4 separate regions of the Homo sapiens genome follow, and all the other regions are linked to region 1. Evidence: chromatin contacts called from ENCODE Hi-C or POLR2A ChIA-PET data. All regions are on one chromosome and are shown on one strand. The core of a region is the stretch at or near the end of the contact, and the rest is flanking DNA. Distances in the headings are between cores, read along the strand shown. Region 1 has its middle 23 kb from the start of EIF1. Region 2 has its middle 11 kb from the start of CCR7. Region 3 has its middle 34 kb from the start of CCR7. Region 4 holds the start of SMARCE1 (SWI/SNF related BAF chromatin remodeling complex subunit E1).

Region 1 (3,406 bases), core at 345-2,844:
CTGCTCTCCCCTTCACAGTTGACCTAGACTTGGGACAAGCTGGATTCCTGAGAATCCGTGTTTCCTGCCCCTGTGCCTTTGCTCAGGCTGGTCTCTCCGCCTGGAGCGCCTTCCTTCATCTCTGTTTGCCCCAGCCCCGCCTGCCCTGTAAGGCCCAGTCTCGACACGGCTTTGCTGCAGGAGGGCTTTCTCGATGTGCTTCGGGGCAGGCTGCCTCCACCTTTTGGAACCTTTTGCACGATCTTCTATTTTGGGCGGTATCTGGCGCCGAGTTGAGTGTTGGATCATGTCATTTGAAGGCCATCCTACCGAACTGTAAGCTCTTTCAGGGCACGGGCTGCGTCTTGTCCCTTTCTATGTCCCTTGTAGCCTCAGCATGGGGCCCGGTTTCACTCAACCCAAGGGTGACCCGGCATTTCAGGTTCAATGCAGAGCGGCCTGACAGGCACACTTCCTGCAATGGCCACAGGATGGCAGCACAGACCGGGTTTCGGCACCTAGGCGCGCCTCCCGCACCCACCGCACTATTCAACGTTTCTCGACCCTAGTGGAGTACCCGGTCCCCTGGAGATGTTGTGCAGGAGGGTCCCCTCTCTAGGGCTGGGGGCTTTAGGGCTGGGGAAGAGGCACCAGGGGCAGAGCCTCTGGACCCCACCTGGAGTCCTGTAGTGAGTGCGTTTCCTCCCCTTCCCAGCGGCCCCTTTTCCAAGAGAGAACTTGCGGAGGGGGGAGGGGGTGGGGGGTGAGGAAGGAGCACTAGGGAGGGAGTCGGCGGGTTTGGGTCCTGGTTCTGTGCTGCGGTCCTGGGCAGGTGTGGTGTGTAACGGGAAAGGGCCTGTCACAAAGCGTGGCAAATGTGCTCGTGGCAGATGCCCACGAACGTTTGTCTCCCTGTCCTCTGGCCTCCACCTCCCCTGCAATTTTCCCAAAGGCAAAATGATGGGTTGGACAAACGATAGGAAATGTAGCCACGTTCGCTGCGCATGGGGCAAGGTGGGGGTGGGGGTGGGGTTTCCGGGGCACCAGATCGCTCTGCTCCCATCTCAAGGCCCCTGCTTCTGGAGGCAGGGTTAGCTCCACGTAGGCAGAGGAAACACCCCGGGTTTCTTAGGATTCTTGCTGTGTGACCTTGGGAAGTCCCCGCACGCCTCTGGCTGCAGCTGCCGCCTGTGAAAGAAGGGGCTGCACTTCCTGGATGGTGGAAGGTTGCTAAGGTAACCACAAAGTGCCCGCTCAGCAGCAGCTGCCGTCATCATCATAGTTATTATTATTAGGGTTTCGTCCTGTGCCAGCATTTGACAATTCTAACCCCACCTGGAGGCCTGCTAAGAGAGCAGGCGAGGGCTGGTGATCATTTAGGGATGCCTAAAATGTTTGCAGGGGGAGCAGGAGAGAGGAAGGACAAAGGATGTTCATGAGGGTCAAAGACCTGGGTTTGGGGCTTCTCGGGGCGAGGGGGTGCGGAGGGAGGGCCCCAGATCGCGCCTTCTCCCTTTAGGTCTGGTCCCGGGGTGGCGGCGCGCGTGCGCAGGAGGAGGCCGTGGGCCCGGCCAGCAGAGGGCGCCGCGAGCACCACGCCCGGGCTTAGCTGTGCGGGGCTCCGCCTTGCTGCGCAGTGGGCAAGCCGGTCTGGCTGCGATGGGGGAGGGCTACGCTGGGGAGCTGCGGGTAAGGGCAGCTGTCACCGTTTTCAGTTGTTGGTCGGTGTCCTGTGTGGCATTGTGGGTTTGCCTGTAACCACCACATGTTCATTCATTTAACTAGCACGATCAAGCACCCACAAGTTTCAGCCACTGCTGGGAGTAAAGAGGGGAACGAGGTGCATGCCCGGAGAACCCGCACCCACCATCCAGGTGACAGAGGTCAGCCCAGGGCTGGGGGAGCTTGGAGGAGGAGCCGCCTACCTGGAGAGAACAGGCGAGGCAGACAGAAGGCAGGAAGCACAGAGAGCCCGCTCGCAGCTTGGCAATGTGGGGAGCTGAACAGAGCAAGAACTGTTTGGGGCCATGCTCTCGAACACTGGCCCAGGGCCGGCGATGTCGAAGCCATGATGAATCCAAGGCTAAACTACAGCAGACACAACGGCTGTCCCTAAGGGGGTTATAATTGCGTGCGTGCGTGCGTGTGTGTGTGTGTGGGTGTGTGTGTGTTGGGGGGGGCGCTGGGGGTGGGAGGCTGGGGCGTGTAGGCAAATACCAGGACTGGAAAAAGTAGAGTCCTAGGATCTCGACCCTCCTAGGCCGGCGGGGGTGTCTTGCTGCCTCCCTGTGAAGGTAGATGGGCTGCATGGGGGAAGGAGGGCCAGGTATGTGAGTGGGGGAGTGGACAGAGGGGTGGGGTAGGAACCAAGGGCAGCAGGGAGTCCAGGTGGGAGCAGTTGGGACGGGGATGGAGCAGACAGTCTGGTGGGAGAGTGAGGGGTGGGGGGGACAGTGGGGAGAGGGTGGCAAAGACTGCTTGAGCCTCTGAGCCTCAGTTAACTCAGAGGAGGTTGGCATAACACAGAGGGCAGTAAGGACAGGGACAATGGGAAAAAAAAAATAAAGTGAAGACCATCTTGGTTCCATTATGAGGAGTAGAGTGCCTGGATCAAGGAGGTGATGATGGTTCCATGTGTCCTGGGTAGGTCAGAGAGCAGGACCTGAGAGCATTAGAACTGGTGGCAGCCTTTCAGGCCATCTTATCTGATTCCTTTCTTTTATATATAGGGAAACTGAGGCTCAGAGAAGGGAAGGAAAGGCTACTCCCCCCAGAACAGAGTTCAGCTCTTAATAGCACTTTTTTTTTTTTTTTTGAGATAGCATCTTGCTCTGTTGCCCTGGCTGGATTGCAGTGGCTCAGTCATGGTTCACTGCAGCCTTGACCTCCTGGGCTCAAGTGATCCTCCTGCATCAGCCTCCTGAGTAGCTGAGCCTACAGATGCATGCCACCATGACCGGCTAATTTTTAATTTTTTTGTAAAGGTGGGCGGTGGGGGCGGTCTCCCTATGTTGCCCAGGCTGGTCTCAAACTCCTAGGCTCTAGCGATCCTACAGCCTCAGTCTCCCAAAGTGCCAGGATTACAGGCTCAAGCTGCCGTGCCCCATCCTGGTGGCACATTTTAAAATGCAGAACACTGACTGATAGGATCTTTTCTGGAAAAGGTCAGCTGGGGATAAACCATGTCATTGTCACCACCTCTGTTATCACCACTGAGTACCTAATGTGTACTAAGCACTTCCCAACACTATCCCTCTTACATGTGCAGCCCTGAAGTCAGAGGAGAAAATGGAAGTTCAGAGAGGTTAAGTAAGAGACAGACAACACAGCCGGTAAGGGCTTGAGCTGGGATTCACATCCAGCGTGCCCTCCTGCCTACCCTGTGTGAGGGCCTCTGCCAGGGAACAGCCAGTGAGGCTGTTATAGG
Region 2 (3,406 bases), core at 343-2,842, 1.1 Mb after region 1:
GCCCTTGATGTAAATGTCAATTTGGGTGTCCCTGAAGTTAAGTGCTCTCAGAGTTCAGAGGACAAACTGTGGTATAGGTAGGGCCTGCCTGGGCCTCAAAGGATGGGTAGGATTTGGAAAGTGATACTGGGCTCCCCCTATACTCTCCCTCCATAAAGAGCAGATTTGTAGTGAATCGTCACGAACTGCATGCTAACATGCAGAGGGGAAGCTCACAATCAGTACTAAGAAATGCTAGGGATTCCCCATCACCTCACTCAGAGAACCAGCTAAGAAACTGAAACTGGAGTCTCCTGAGACCAAGTGTGCAATGTCCATGCAGCTAGAATTGGAAGGTCGGAGGACAGTCAAGGGAGGAATCAGGTCTGGGTTGGACAACACCACTTGGCATCAAGCACAGGCTGCTGAGGAAATCAGAACCAAGGAGCGGCCCTTTATCCCCCTGACAACCTGGCACATCTGCCACGAACTCTCCAGTTCTAGTCTGTTCATAAACTCTTATTCCTCTGGGACCTTCTGTGGGGAGTCTATGCTAGCTAAAGAACCAAGAAAATTCTCATGGATAAAAAAGATTATCCTGAGAAAGAAGCCTAGAGTTTGTAGGGTCTAATCCTATTGCTTTTCGGATGGGCATCCAAGAACCAGAGAGAAGTGACTTGCCCAAGGTCACCTAGAAGTTATAGGAGAGGCAGGACTGAAATACAGACAGGTCTGGCATTAAGCTCATTTTTATTTTTATTTTTATTCTTTTAGACAGAGTCTCACTCTGTCACCCAGGCTGGAGTGTAGTAGCACAATCATAGCTTGCTGCAGCCTCAAACTCCTGGGTTCAAGCAATCCTCCCACCTCAGCCTCCCAAGTAACTAGGACTGTAGGTGCTCACCACCACACCCAGCTAAGTTGTTTATATTTTAGTAGAGACAGGGTCTCACTCTGCTGGCCAGGTTGATCTCAAACTCCTGGCCTCAAATGATCCTCCCTTCTGGGCCTCCCAAAGTACTAGGATTAAAGGTGTGAGCCACCAGCCTAAACTCATTTTTTAAGGTGCATCTGGCACATGGAAAAGGACTCCAGCAGAAAGCTTCTGAAATAGTTCCAAACTGAAGTTGCCCTGACCTTTCTTACCAACACACCTGCCAATGTATAACCTCTTAGAGTCCTTCCACCTAGTTCCAGAGATTGCTGATATCCCTAAAAGTGAATCTGCTCCAAAAGCCGGTGATAAGGGCAACCAAAACCTTTGGGCTGAAGCAAAATTTTGGCAAGAATTTCTCATGCCTTCATTTGGGCAATTGGGAATAATGGAGAATGGCTAAGCAAGGGGCTGGGTGCCAGGGGAAGGTCCCAGACTTCAGTCTCAGAAGGCCAAAGCTTAGGTCCTTCTAGGCTGTCTAATCACCTCACTTTACACTTGAGAACAATGAAGCCTAGAGAGAGCAAGAAACTTACCCAAAACTACACTGGCAGCTGCCAAAGAGCTAGGCTCATGCATTACACCCCAATGGAATGTTTTTTATAAGTTTAGAGAGAATGAAAGCTATTCTACCTGCTTGTCTGTCTTGCTATCAGCCCCGTGCAATCTTCGGTTTCCTTCCCTTGTTTGAAGTCGAGTGCCATGTCAGACTTGCTCTTGACCATAATAACCGTTGACAACAGGGGTATGATCTAACCTTAACTTCTTCTATAACTTAAACTCCTTGGGGACAGTAATCACCTTGTATCAATCAGAGTCAAAGCAAACAAGAGCCACTCTAGGTATTCCAAACAGAAGAAATTTAACATAGAGAACCAGTTATACAGGTGATGGAAGAGCTGAAGCCAAACAAGGGAGGGCAAGGCCACCCAGAGATTAATAACCGCAGGAAGTTGCCACCACCCCTAGAGCTGGAGGGACACAGGGAGAAGGTTATGTTACCAAAACCCAGAAACTGGGGCAGGAGCTGGAACCATGATGGGGGTTACTTATCAAGTGCTGGTACCACAGTGGTAGGGGCTGGCTGATGGACTCTGGAATCAAAGACTTGTAGCTGCTGCTGGGATGCCAATGAAAGCATAGAGAAAAGAAACATTCTAATAATGGAAAAAGATATAACACCCAAAAAGTAGTAGTATGTATATTAGATATGTCATTCAAAAATGCTAGACTAATATCAAACAAAATAGACTTTCAGACAAAATTTGTTTATAAAGACAAAGAAGGACATTTTATAATGATAAATGGGTCAATCCAGGCTGGGTGTGGTGGCTCATGCCTGTAATCTCAGCATTTTTGGAAGCTGAGGCAGGAGGATCATTTGAAGCCAGGAGTTTGAGACCAGCCTGGACAACATAGCAAGACCTCATCTCTACAAAAAAAAAATTGTTTAAATAAATTAGCCAACCATGGTGTCATGCACCTGTAGTCCCAGCTACTCGGGAGGCTGAGGTAGGAGGGCTGCATGAGGCCAGGCGTTTGGGGTTGCAGTAAAGTATGATTGTGCCACTGCACTCCAGCCTGTGTGACAGAACAAGACCCTGTCTCTAAGAAAAAGGATGAAAATTTTTCAAAAAGAGTCAATCCATCAGGAAGACATAACAACTATAAATATATATGCACCTAAATAACAGAGCCTAAAAATATATGAAACAAATATTGACAGAATTGTCAAAGAAATAAGAGAAACACATAAAGCAAGAAATAAGAGAAACACATAATTCAACAATAATAGAAACTTAAATATCCTCCTTTCAATAATAGATACAACAACTAAGCAGTTGATCAACAAGAAAACAGAAGATTTGAACAATGCTATGAACCAACTAGACCTAACGTCTATCTATAAAACACCACCCAACAACAGCAGAATACATATTCTTCTCAGATATACATAGAACATTCTCCAGGATAGGCCATCTGTTAGGACATAAAACAAGTCTCAAAAAATGTAAAAGAATTGAGATCAGACAAAGTCTGTTCTCTGACCACAACCAGTAACAGAAGGAAATTTGAAGAATCCATAAGTATGTGGAAATGAATCAAGGAACTCAAGGGAAATTAGAAAATACTTTGAAATGAATGAAAATGAAAACACAGCATACCAAAACTTATGAGATGCAGCTAAAATAGTGCTTACAGAGAAATTAATAGCTATTAATGCCTGTATTTTTTAAAAGAAGAAAGATACCAAATTAAAAAAAAACTTTTCACTTTAAGAAAAAGAATAGTGAACCAAGCCCAAATCAAGCAGAAGGAAGGAAATAATAAAGATTAGAATGGAAAAAAATGAAATATGGAATTGGAAAAACTAGAGAAAAATTAACAAACCCAAAAGTTGTTATATCAAAAAGATTGATAAGTTTGATAAACATTTAACTAGACTTACCCTAATATCAAAACCACATACAGATATCACAAGAAAAGTACAGA
Region 3 (3,406 bases), core at 372-2,871, 1.1 Mb after region 1:
CAACCCTTCGTTTCAAAGTTCAGCACACCTTTAACGAGCACTGACTATGTGCCAGGTGTCACCTTAGGTGTTGGTGATAAAGATGAATGGAATGCATCCCTGCCCTCTAAGAACTCAAGAAAGGGGAGAATTAACAACTTGGCTTTAAGTCAAGGGAGGACAATATAGATGCTAAATAAAGGTACCAAAGTCACACTGGGAGCAGGAAAGAAAAGCCCACGATTCCTCACAGCAATGCTGGGAAGTCTGAAGGGGTGGCATTTGAGCTGGCTCTAGAAAGGTTGAGTCCAGGCGCTGGTGAGAGGTAGGAGGTGATGATATTTGGCAAACACCAAAAAATGCTGGAAGGCTCGGGGGATTGGAAAGTTATTGCTTCCACCCTCCAGTGGCTCCTATATTTATCAACCGTCTACGGTCAGGAAGCTTCTCCTTGAGTCTCTCCAACAGCCTCCTATTGCAGCTTAAACCCCTTCCTCTCGTTATCTATATAGTGGGAATGGGAGGCAGCTTGAATGCATTCTCCATAAATTCACCTCCAGAGACTTCTAGCCAAGGCAAACACCAAGCATGGTATGATATGTTTTCACTGATGAGTTGGTCCCTTTTGCATTATTTGCTCCTTCTATAAAAACAACATCGACTTGTAATGTCAATATGTCCATTTACCAGCCTGGGCAATATAATGAAACCCTGCCTCTACAAAAAATAAAAAAATTAGCCAGGTGTGGTGGCATGTGCTGGTAGTCCCAGCTACTTGGGAGGCTGAGGTGGGAGGATCAATTGAACATGGGAAGTCAGGGCTGCAGTGAGCTGTGCTCGTGCCACTGCACTCCAGCCTAGGTGACAAAGCAAGACCTTGTCTTAAAAAAATAGAGGTAGATAGATAATGTGTGTGTGTGTGTGTGTGTGTGTATAGTTTTTTGTTTTTTGTTTTTTTAAGTTGCAAAACTCAAGACCATAGGGCAAACATCAAGGTGACCTGAATTCCCCAGGCCGCTGGTCGTTAACCCAACTTTTCCCCCATTATTAGGATGGCCAATGCCAGCCCCATAGAGAGAAAGGGGCAGCCAGTTCAAATCCTGGCTCTTCTACTTAGGCCCTTGTGAATTCCCTTGGGTAAACTCACTTTTTCATCTCCCTGGGCCTATAAGACATGGATGGTATGAATAGTGAAAAGTTAGGTTTGGGGAGGTAAGGGAAGCCTTTTGTTAATAATAATAATAATCACCTGTGACTCCCATCCATGTGGGCTCACGTCAAGCGGGCCAGCCCCTTGCCTTCTCTTTTTGTGAGTCTCTGTGACCCACAAACACACACCCTTTCAACCGAGTCTGCCATGTATTTCAGGAATAACACATGTTCCGGAAGACGGCCTTTCTTGGGAAACTCACTGAAAAATGAATTAAGGGACTTGCCCAACTGTGTCTCGGGGCAGGAGGTAAGAAGGGCATGACAGCCACGGGACCTTTTCCACCCATTGACCGACACTCCCTCTTTCCCCAATTCTGCCCTACAACGTCAGAGACCGGATCAAATTTCCCTACTTGCTCTGTCTTCACCTCCCCTTTCTCCCCTGCTCTGTGACGCATGATGTCCCTGGAGAGTCCCCCACATCATCACAGAACAAAAACAAAAACAGCAGAGAAAAAATGCCAAACCTCGCTCCCCCTGCCCCCTCTACTATGAGTCGCCCACACGATGAGGGTGCTTGGTTTCAAATACTAGAAATGAGATGGCCTTTTTTTTCTTTTCACTTCTGCTATTTACACAGAAGTGCCTCGGTGCTAAACCCACCATAATTCAAGTTTATTTTTGGATTTCTCAGCTGTAGAAATCTACAGAATGCCAAAATGGGCTGAAGCAACTCTGTCAATAGGAGGAAGGAGAGGGTGGAAGGGAATGAATGTTGTCGAGAACCTGCTGCGGGCTGGGGCCTTACTGATGCGATTTCGTTTCCTCCTTACAAAGACTCTTAGAAGAAACCCTATTATCAATTATCTTTTGAAGATAGTGAAACCGAGATTCTATGTAGTTAAGCAACTTGGTCTAAGTTGAACAATTTGTAAGTGGTGGGACCTAGATTTAAAACCAGGACTGACTCAAAAGCCAAACTTCTTGGTCTCAGCCCTCACTCCCACCCACGTCCGCACCCACCCGCTCTCTTGCTTCCACAGCGAATTATCACGTGCCTTCTGTACCCATGTGTTTGCACTCTCTCTGCCCCAGCCCCCTCCTGTACTTTGCCCTTTTCTGCTTTGGAACAAAAACAGGGCCAACCAGAGAAGGTTCGGGAAATTTATGGTTTGGTTTCGTTTCTCCCCAAAGCATAGTACATGTCTGATTTCAACCCATTTAAGTAACTGACTTCGGGCCCTCTGGGAATCCTGTCGGGGAGGAGAGCCAAGGTGGACAGAACTCTAATGGCAGCATGGAAGACGGCCAGACTTGAAGCCACGCAGATCTGCGCTGGAATCCCAGCTTGGGCACTTAAGGCTCTTAAATGCTGCTAGGCCTCCATTTCTTCATCTATACATTGGCAATGACATACCTATCTGGCAAGTAGCTGGGAGACCCAAATGAGATGATGTGAGGGAAACAGCCCAGGTCAGATTCCAGCACATAGCAGACATCCAAGAAATGTCTCCCTCTTTTCCTCTCCCACATCCTCAGGAAAGGGGTTCAGGGCTGCCACCAGGGAGCCTGGCCTGCAGAGAGCTTTGGTAACTCTCTGAGGAAGCACAGTTAGATTCATTTCGGCCTGTCTCAAATATTTGCAGGGCCCAGGCAAGAGTACAAACAGAGGCCTACGCACTACCTGCCCAGATAGTTACATTATAAATAGAGCTAACAGACTTATAAAATAGGTTCCATTTCATAATGAAACTATACATTTTCATAACGACCTAAAGGGTCATGTTTAAATTTAGAATTCTCAGACTCCTTCGAGAACTCTCAGACTCTCCCCTCAGCTCCCCTTCTCTACTCCCCAGCCTGGATACCTAAGCGTCATCTACAGCCACCATAAACAGCCAGGACGTGGTCATCAACAGAGTCTAGGGGTGCATACCAAGCTGTGCAGTCTACCCTGTGGAGGATTTTCCCTGGGAAGAGGCCCATGCAAGCCTGAAAGTGGCTGAGGACTCTTTGGGCCGGGAATACTGGGTCCTGAGACCTGGAGTGTGACATAGAAGGGGGGACATGGACCAGTCCTTCACCTGACAAGGGTACCGTCTGAGGAAGGCCAGAGAAAGACCTCTAAGGTGTGGGTTCCTCCACCTGAATCTGAGGGCAGGCTGCATTTGTTCAGGTGCTATTTACCTATCACTCTAAACAGGAATTCATGCAGTGAGCCGGAGCCACAATAGTGAGCTCATCCATCTTCCTGAGTTAAGCCCTAAATCTGACA
Region 4 (3,406 bases), core at 579-3,078, 1.0 Mb after region 1:
TTTTTGAGACAGAGTCTCGCTCTCTCGCCCAGGCTGGAGTGCAGTGGCGCCATCTCCGTTCACTGCAAGCTCCGCCTCCCGGGTTCACGCCATTCTCCTGCCTCAGCCTCCCCAATAGCTGGGACCACAGGCGCCCGCCGCCACGCCCGGCTAATTTTGTTTTTGTATTTTTAGTAGGGACGGGGTTTCACCGTGTTAGCCAGGATGGTCTCGATCTCCTGACCTAGTAATCTGCCCGCCTCGGCCTCCCAAAAGAGCTGGGATTACAGGCGTGAATATTTTTTAACAAGCAATTTCATGTACATTTTCTCAAGCACCACTCAAGCTGCCTGTCCACGGGGCAGACGACTTCTCCTTTAGTCTTTCTCTTGAATATGCTCTTCAATTTCATTAATCTCTATTCATGAGTATAACAATATTGGAAAAATTGGACAGAGTATCACTTGTTCCTCGCTTTGCAGACTAGAGATGCTTCTAGTCCCTGTTGGCACACTCAGGATGGGGGCTACGGGAAGCCCAAGAATTCAGCCTCTCTCTAAATGTCAACTGTTTTCCAGTAACCACAGGTCAGGGATCCCATACGTTCATTCTCCCTCCACAGTGACCCACAATATCCATCGGGTGTTTATGTATCCAAAGAAGAGGCTACTCATTCCATCTGGTAAACCAACATACTCATGATTTAGTGGAAAGAGCCCTGGAGTGGCACAGAGGGCTGCCTCAATACACACTTACTGAGCGTCTAACAATGAATGGGTCAAGCCCTTCGTAGGCACTGGCAATGGGAAGATGACCAATACAGACGGCTGAACCTTGCTTTCAAGGCCTTCATAAAGCACTGGAGATGACAAACACGGTCCGATACAAAGGGTCGGGTTCAGGACTCCAACCATTATTATCAAAGAGCCACGGGAATACAAAGGAAGGATTACTAGGGGGGAAGTTCCAGGAGGGCATCACAAAGAGACCTCTGAGCTGGATCCAGAAGGACAGATGAGTTTAAGCTGAAAGTGGGGACGGTCGTTCCCGCTGGTGGGAACCGAAGGAGCCGAGGCAGCGCTGAGGCGGAGACCAGGTGGCACCCGCGGCGCTGCAAGGACACACAAGCTGTTGCGAGGGGGTCAACTCTCCGGGCCTTGGCTTAGAAACCTGGGACGATTACACCCTAAAAGCGCTTGGAAAAACTGCAGAACTCGTGCTGATTTTCGCCAAAGCTACTCCCCCGCCGTGAGGGCAGGAAGCCCTGCGAGGCGCCTGCGAGGACGCAAACGCCGCGAAGCAAGTCCTCCACGCCTCCATCCCAGGTTTAGTGAAGTGTAGACTCTGACCCACAGCCTAAAGGAAAGCAAGACCGGAGTCGGGGAGGGCCCCTCCAGGAGCGGGCTCAGCGGGAGTCTGGCCGAACTGCTTGCTGCCACAGTGGTTCCGCGGCCTCGCGCTGAGCGCCATCCGCCGTCTCCCACCGCGGCCCCCACCGCCCCTCCGCAAGGCTCGGCACCTCCCGCCACTTCCTCGGTCGCTGCGGCGGCTCCGGCTCCTCACAGCCGCTAAACCCAGGCCTATTCTGTGTTAGGTCGGGCCTCCTCGGCCCTCTTCGCCGTGACGAATCAGCGCCCGGCTGGGAAAGTATCAAAATTCGGGGAGTTTTGAGGATCCAATGGGTCCTGAAAAAAATCCCTGAGTGTGCTAAGCATCACCGCATCTTCACTAGAAGGTTAGTTTTTCTAAAGAGGGTCGGGTGGGGCCCGGAAAAAAAAAAAAATTAAGAAGAGTGTGGAAAGTGCGAGTGCGGAAGCTCCGGACGCGAGGGGCGGGGCGAGCGCGGGACAAAGGGAAGCGAAGCCGGAGCTGCGGGCGCTTTTTCTGCCCGCGGGTGAGTGTTTCCAAGTGGGACGGACCGGGTCGGTGGGTGCAAGTCGTGGTGTCCCCGCTTGGCTAGACCCCGAGTTCCCGGGGGTTGCTGGGGTTCAGCCTTGGCCGTGGGGCCAGAGCCAGGAGCCGGTTGAGGCCTCCTTGAGGCCTAGCAGAGCGAGGGTTGGGAGGGAGTCCCATCTGGGGCCCCCTCCTTGGAGGCAAGGCCAGTCCCCCGAAATTGGTCAAAGCACCTGTGAATACCCCGTTTTAGGGGAGTTGCTAGTAAAGTACATTCTCCAAGACAAAGAGAGCGACCTCAGGAAGCCGTGGGCAAGGCAGGTCCGTGGTTCACCCCCCACCCGGGCAGAAGGTTCCCCCATTGGTTCAGGCAGCGACTTGAGGACGAGCAGAGCTCTGAAATAGTTTGGCCTGGGTTTGAAACCCAACTTTGGCACTTCCTGGCTGCATATGGCTTCAGACAAGTTGTTTAAACTTTCCGAGACTCCCTTGTTTCATCTGTAAAATGGGGATAGCTGTACATATAAAGTACTTGTGAGTGTTAAGCGAAATAGTGTCATAAGCGTACCCCGTATAAAGTATTTCTTGAACAAATATTTATCGGGTATTTATTTTTATGCCAGGCACCAAAGATGGATCCAACGGTGGACAAATGTACAAGCCCACTCTTAAATTTTGTATTCTAGCAAAAGAGAGCAATAATTTTAAAGTATTAACAATGAAGTATAACGTACAGGGAGCTTATGTTAGTTGTCAGGGTCCCCTGCAGCGAGGCCTGCTGGATGTTGACAGCTCCCTTAATGTGAGCAGAAAGGAAATCTACACCAGAGTCAAAGGTTTCTGGCTGTTCTTTAAGAGGGAAAGACTCAGGTTGGACCATTGAGAAAATGAGCTGTTTCTTTCCACACCAGGACTCATTCCTTATGCTCCAGGGAATTTCCTTAAAATTAATAATAGAAGCGAAAAATCAGATCTATTCCACATGTTTGGTTGCAAATACCTCCAATAGTCATAGAAGTTTATTTGCCTTCTTTCCAAAGATGAATTTTTGTCTTTTTGTACCTCACTATTTGTGATGTATGTTGATGTAAAGAACAAGCTCACATGTGCCTGGTTATGTTGTGAGCTGGTAATACTAGGAAAAAATTTCCTAAGAATTGAGCTAGGTCCTGACATGGTCCCTCTTTCCAAGTAGCATACAATCTAGCCATATTGATAAGTTAAAAAAAAGTTATAATAATATAGATCTGTGTAAACTGTATAGGAATACAGATGGGGGAGCAGTTAATTCTGCCCAGGTAATGTATCAAGAAAGTTCCCTTGAGGAGAAAAATTTTGAAATGGGCTGTGAATGATGAATAAAAGTTTTTCAGGTAGACTCTCAAAATTTATTCCCAGCATTTATGAAGCTATTTACCATTATAAGAGAATGTGAAGTTCATTGTCATACCAATTACCTTTTGCACTGCTTCCAGGAATAAAATGCTGCCTAATTTTAATAAAAATTGTTATCCCAAAAGCATGATACAGTTGC

Evidence for each region. Hi-C counts contacts between places; a loop is a spot of excess contacts on that map. ChIA-PET counts read pairs that join two places held with the same protein, here RNA polymerase II (POLR2A). Pooled maps may share reads with other maps.
Region 2: a loop to region 1 is called in a pooled map, with 2.0 times the contacts of the local background. The contact joins two enhancer-like sites. A Hi-C loop is called at or near these places in 1 of 168 maps with a recorded cell type or tissue (B cell), 16 of 37 single-sample maps with no recorded cell type and 14 of 50 pooled maps. POLR2A ChIA-PET finds 5 or more read pairs at or near these places in 6 of 52 experiments (B cell, CD4-positive, alpha-beta memory T cell, GM12878 and 2 more).
Region 3: a loop to region 1 is called in a map of heart left ventricle, with 4 times the contacts of the local background. The contact joins two enhancer-like sites. A Hi-C loop is called at or near these places in 1 of 168 maps with a recorded cell type or tissue (heart left ventricle), 11 of 37 single-sample maps with no recorded cell type and 8 of 50 pooled maps. POLR2A ChIA-PET finds 5 or more read pairs at or near these places in 1 of 52 experiments (activated B cell).
Region 4: a map of endothelial cell of umbilical vein shows a loop between it and region 1 (5-fold over the local background). The contact joins the promoter of SMARCE1 here to the enhancer-like site in region 1. A Hi-C loop is called at or near these places in 9 of 168 maps with a recorded cell type or tissue (CD8-positive, alpha-beta T cell, aorta, ascending aorta and 6 more), 7 of 37 single-sample maps with no recorded cell type and 25 of 50 pooled maps. POLR2A ChIA-PET finds 5 or more read pairs at or near these places in 7 of 52 experiments (CD4-positive, alpha-beta T cell, H1, PC-9 and 4 more).

Annotation. Positions count from the first base shown.
Region 1 is chr17:41,664,224-41,667,629 of GRCh38, reverse strand. No RefSeq gene overlaps it. Among named protein-coding and RNA genes, the nearest start is that of EIF1, 23 kb to the left of the region's middle. RefSeq lists enhancers at 140-369, 1,240-1,369, 1,790-1,879, 1,400-1,917, 1,918-2,437 and a silencer at 1,430-1,669. Within about 2 kb of position 1,594, at least 39 of the 41 ENCODE cell types and tissues checked have a DNase peak (open chromatin) inside an H3K27ac peak, as active enhancers do; they include B cell, CD4-positive, alpha-beta T cell, CD8-positive, alpha-beta T cell and 5 more, where a contact is called at or near this core.
Region 2 is chr17:40,574,682-40,578,087 of GRCh38, reverse strand. No RefSeq gene overlaps it. Among named protein-coding and RNA genes, the nearest start is that of CCR7, 11 kb to the right of the region's middle. Within about 2 kb of position 1,592, at least 3 of the 41 ENCODE cell types and tissues checked have a DNase peak (open chromatin) inside an H3K27ac peak, as active enhancers do; they include B cell, where a contact is called at or near this core.
Region 3 is chr17:40,597,531-40,600,936 of GRCh38, reverse strand. No RefSeq gene overlaps it. Among named protein-coding and RNA genes, the nearest start is that of CCR7, 34 kb to the right of the region's middle. RefSeq lists enhancers at 1,539-1,838, 2,046-2,340, 2,767-2,976. Within about 2 kb of position 1,621, at least 13 of the 41 ENCODE cell types and tissues checked have a DNase peak (open chromatin) inside an H3K27ac peak, as active enhancers do.
Region 4 is chr17:40,646,240-40,649,645 of GRCh38, reverse strand. It overlaps SMARCE1 (SWI/SNF related BAF chromatin remodeling complex subunit E1), which reads left to right and starts at 1,828. Exons shown (of 11, transcript NM_003079.5): 1 at 1,828-1,873. RefSeq lists a silencer at 1,295-1,589.